2 separate regions of the Homo sapiens genome follow, and region 2 is linked to region 1. Evidence: read pairs that join two places in POLR2A ChIA-PET (ENCODE). Cell type or tissue: MCF 10A. All regions are shown on one strand.

Region 1 (2,500 bases):
CTTCTCCTCTTTTTCTCAGCCTGTGGGACAGGATGAGCCAGGGACAGGTGAGCTGGAAGCCGGAGAGAGATGGAATCAAGTTCACCCTCTAGGTGGCTTGTCCTGGCTATGGTGGGGGAGATTAGCTCTAGGGCATTAAGGGTGGAGGCTGACCCAGGATAGAGGCTGTGGTAACCTGAGCTATGGGGTGGCCCAGGGCTGGGATGCCAAGTTTGGGTGTTGGGTGAGATGAGGATGGCTTGGCCCAGGCTCTGGGGCCGCACAACCTGGCCTCCTGAGGTCAGCCCCATTCCCCCTTGCCCTGAAATGGGACCAGTGCCAGCTGAGGGGACTGGGACGCTACTGCTGGGCTGTACCCTGCATGCTGGGGGACACAGTCTCCCAGGGAAGCTCTCAGGTTCAGGCCCAATGGCAGCCTGAGTAGGGCCCTCCAAGAACCTAGCCCACATGCCAGCCCCACCCCGGGGCTGCCCCTGCACCCTGGGAAACAGTGGGGATTGTCGGTCACTTTTTACTGCACTTTCTGTGGTTCTGAGTAGGCTCTGGAGCCAGCCTGCCTGAGTTCAGATCCTGCCATGGACTGGTTCTGTGACCTTGGGAGGTTCCTTAACGTCTTTGTGCCTCAGTTTCTCCATTTGTAAAATGGATTTTAAACTAGTAACTATTTCATGGGATTATTGTGGGGATTAAGGGGGTGGATGTGTTTAAAGCCCCTGGAATAGTGCTAGCACAGAGCAGCATTCTCTGAAAGTCAGCTATCATTTTTATTACTAGGGTGATTATTATGGCATCCCACTGGACTGCACACTACTTGGGGCCATGAGTGAGTGAATCAATGAATGAACAGCTTGTGTTCCGGAAGCTCCTTGGCAACACATGCAGGCGGGGAACGGGTCCAGGGAAAATGGAGCTCTCTCCAGTGGAAGGCAGGTGGGGTGAGGAGTGGCTGAGGGTTGGGCAGGTGTCCAACTTGTGTGTGAGCACATACGGGAAGGCCGAGGCTTTCAGGAAAGTCTTTGTGGGCATGTGCACAGGCACGTGGGCCCCTGCACATACACGTGAGCAACCAGCTGTGTTGGCTTCTTTCATGAGTCGTGGGGATGACGTCCTGTCCCAGGCAACAGGGAAGGAAGGGTGGCCAGGAAACAGATGTAGTATGGGTTGGAAGAGTAAGATTCAGGGCTAGGCCAGGGTAGGCCAGGGTCCTGGTCAAGCTCCCTCTCCATCCCTCGCCCTGCCCTCTTTCATGGACTCTTTACCTCTTACCCTGGCCTGAGCTCTCTATAAAACCTCATTTGTGTTTCTCACTTGACGCTTATGGCAGCCTGTACTGTGGGCACCATCGTCAAATCCATTTGAGTCACTAGGGAGCTGAGGATTAGAGAGGAAAACTGATGGGGCTAAGGTCCCATAACTTGTGAGTGGCAAGACTGGGTGTGGAGGTCAACCCAGTGTCTCTTCCCTGGCCACCCCCAGCTGGGCCCCCTCCCTGTCCTTCCCCGGGCTGCAGGCCTCCACCATCCCGCCTCCTGTCTCGGCTCCAGGTTTGTGAATCCTGAAGATCCCCAACACTCCTCTCTGGGCCGCTGAGCCCCTCCACTTGTTCACTACCCGCTCTATCCTGTTCTGGCTCCTGCCCAGGCCCCAGGGCTGCTTGCAGGAAGACCTGGGGAGCTGGGCAGACCAGCCCAGCACAAACAGCTCTGTCTCCAGAAGCAGCTGTGGGCCCCACCCAAGAGAGACCAGACAGCCCTGGCTTGGGCCTGGGCAGTGGGCAGGCTGCCTTCCCAGCCCTGGACTCATGTCCATCTGTGGGCAGCCAGTGGGCATCTTGGGGAAGGGGTCTGGGGACTGCCCTCCTCCCCACGTGCTCCAGCAGCATCTGGTTGCTATTAGGGGCAGAGAAGTGAGAGGGGGCCGGCAAGGGTCCAGTAGGCGCCAGCAGCCAAGAATGACTTAATTGGATACAATGTCTAATGACAAAGCAGGGCCCCACAGCGGAGTTCTGGCCTCAGCCCCAGGCCTGGGCCTGGCCAAGCCTGGTCTCAACCTCTGTCCTTGCTGGCTCCCAGGAGCTACCCTATGCACTGCGTCCTCAATTCTGCAGTGATGGAGCACCTGCTGTTTGCTGGACATGCCAAATTTGAAGAAGGTGGAGAGAATCCTGGGGGAACTCAAATCTACCAGGGAGATAGGCACATAGTCGCACACGTAGGTGCTCTAGGAGAGGGAGAGCCACATCCAGGAGCTCTGGGGAGTGGGCTGGGGGAAGGCAGAGGTTGAGACAGGTATCTGACACAGGGTGGGCCTGAAATGGAAGAGGGTCATAGGTGGGGAATGTCAGATCCACCTATCTGATGGTCTGTTCTCATATATACATCCATAGTAGGTGTGACCATTAGAATGACAATAAAAGCCACAGCTTTGGGGGGCATAAATCTTTTTGAAGTGGAAAAGGATGGTTTTTGTGTTGTTTATTTATTTATTTGGAGAAGGAGTT
Region 2 (2,500 bases), 100 kb after region 1:
GTATGTCTTTCAATAGGCTGTATTTTATTGCAGGATAAATCTCTAGGAAAAGTAAAAGGAAAATATTGCCTTGATTAGTTATTAGATGTCAAATTAGTAGGAATAAATAGGAAGGGTTTAGAGTAACATTGAATACATGGTTTTCGTCTAAACTCTAAATCTTTAGACTTGTATTTGAACTTCCCAGAGTCCCTAACCCTGCCAGTACCTCTCCTAGAGTCTCACCTTCATAGTTTTAATAAATAAAATATACAACTATAGATCTTGATAGACTTTGGAATTAATTTTTCCTGAGAGCAGTAGACTTGATTAGATGACCTTTTGTAGTCTCATCAAATCCTAGATTGTAAGCTCAAAGTTTTTATCCTTATATATAGTTTCTGATATTAAAAGGAATAGTCTCACCTTCCTAGTTTAGGTCTGTTTTCCTAAGCCAGTTCAATATCAGAAGAAATAAAAGACATCCTTTCACATCATCTGAAAGGAAGTTACCCCTTTAACTAATACATAACTTTGAACTAATTCAAATCATATTAATATAATTAATTTCTGTCATATTAATATAAATTCTTTTTTGGTTTCATATTGCTTTAATATTCCATGAAAGCAATTTCTTCACTTATACAGTGATGGGGCAACAAAACAACATGGAACTAGATTTTTATTTTTCAAATAAAAACGGTTGTAGTCAACACCCATTCTTGACTCCAGTTAACTCTTACTTCCATTGATTCCAGCTTGTCAGCTTGTCCCTCCCTCTTTACCTGGATGGTGTAACGTTGTCTGGCTGATGTCTCCATCTCTAGTCTCTCCCTTCCTAAACCATCCTGCACACAGTCATCAGATAAACTCTCCAGAAGTGGCTTGCAAAGATCAGCATCTCCTAGGAAATTACTGAAGATGCAAATTTTTGGTCCCACTCTAGACCAACTGAATCAGTAACTGCGAGGGTAGAGTGCAGAACTGAGTTCTAACGCGACCTCCCAGTGATTGTGATGCAGCTCTATCTCACAGCACTGCTGTGATAACACTGGTCCGTATGATGGCCCCTTAGCTTGACATTCAAAGCCCTAGAAGATCTGGCTCCAATTTCCTACTCTCCCTCCTTGTACTCTACAGGTACTCATGGTATTCCTCAAATACTTTCCTGTGATTTGCCCCTCTCCCATTTTCCTTTTGCAAGTTTAGAATCTTTTCCCCAACATGTTTGTCTGATGTGACGCAGCAGCCCTTCAAAGTCCTATTCAAATGGCATTGTTCTAGTAACATCTTCATGGGTCCAAATTGAAGTCAATCTCCTCTCTTCTATGCTCCAGAAACAATGTATCCCTCCTAGTGCCCACATCCATTTCTTCTTTTGAATGTACTTATTTTTCATCCCATTTCTTCTGAGCATAAACTCCTTGAAAGCATGGACTAGCTCTTGCTCATCTGCGTTGCCCACCATGTTTAAAACTGACACATGGAAATAAAATGAACTCACATATTTATAAAATAAATGAATAGCTGGGGCAGTGAGTAGAAGGAAAATGACTATTTTAAAGGAAATATAGTTTTATTACTTCATGGCCTCTGTAGCGCTTTGGCATCCACCTGAGGGTCTTTACACCCACTTTCCTTAAGCCTTCTACATTTGAAAGAATCTGTCTGCAAAAAAGCATCACTAATGAGCTTAATGAGGATTAATGACATACACACCTCTAAACCATGGGCAAAGGATAAAAATCCAGCTTTCATAGCAATGAACATAGTATCTTCTTATCTCTAAACAGACAGAAATACTATGCAGGTATCCCTTCCTTGGTAACAGGGCTGAGGACATAGTTATTTTGTAATTAGTGAAGAGTTAGGGGCATTTCTGATATGCTTACTTACTATAAACACTCTAGCTATACCACTTAACCATCATTTTAAACATCTGTTTTAATATAACAATTCCTGAAATGAAATCCTTAATACCAGGCTATTCTTTTGGTAGCTTAATATTCTTGATAATATTATTTATATAATTCAGCTGCTTATTATTTAATATATAAATGTTAATTTAATTTAGATTAAATTATCAAAAAATTCTGGATTAATGATATTCAAATTAATGTAGGTAGTCTATATTTTCTTCTCCTTTAGGCAACAATCTGAAGTTAACTTTAATTCCTTTCATTCTACTAAAGCAACTTTTTCAAATCTTTCTTTTCTCTTTTTTTTTTGACAGAGTCTTGCTCTGTCGCCTAGGCTGGAGTGCAGTGGCATGATCCTGCAACCTCCGCCTCCCGGGTTCAAGAGATTCTCCTGCCTCAGCCTCCCGAGTAGCTGGGATTACAGGCGTCTGCCACCATGCCTGGCTAATTTTTGTATTTTTAGTAGAGACAGGGTTTCACCATGTTGGCCAGGCTGGTCTCAAACTCCTGACCTCAGGTGATCCTCCCACCTCGACCTCCCAAAGTGCTGAAATTACAGGCGTGAGCCACCGTGCCCGGACCCAAATCTTTTTTGGGAAGGT

What was found. ChIA-PET counts read pairs that join two places held together with the same protein. Peaks named below come from ENCODE experiments on the same cell type or tissue, not always from the same donor. Only the 100,000 strongest peaks of a DNase experiment are listed, where the experiment ranks them.
Region 2: POLR2A ChIA-PET joins it to region 1 with 5 read pairs; 14 of 35 experiments call an interaction of 5 or more read pairs at or near these places.

What each region holds. Positions count from the first base shown.
Region 1 is chr17:39,143,127-39,145,626 of GRCh38, reverse strand. The region is part of intron 1 of PLXDC1 (plexin domain containing 1); the gene reads left to right. Among named protein-coding and RNA genes, the nearest start is that of PLXDC1, 7.3 kb to the left of the region's middle. In MCF 10A, no CTCF peak of the experiment used is centred here; a DNase peak (open chromatin) is centred at 976.
Region 2 is chr17:39,040,018-39,042,517 of GRCh38, reverse strand. It overlaps the pseudogene LRRC37A11P. Among named protein-coding and RNA genes, the nearest start is that of LINC02079, 14 kb to the right of the region's middle. In MCF 10A, no CTCF peak of the experiment used is centred here; no DNase peak of the experiment used is centred here.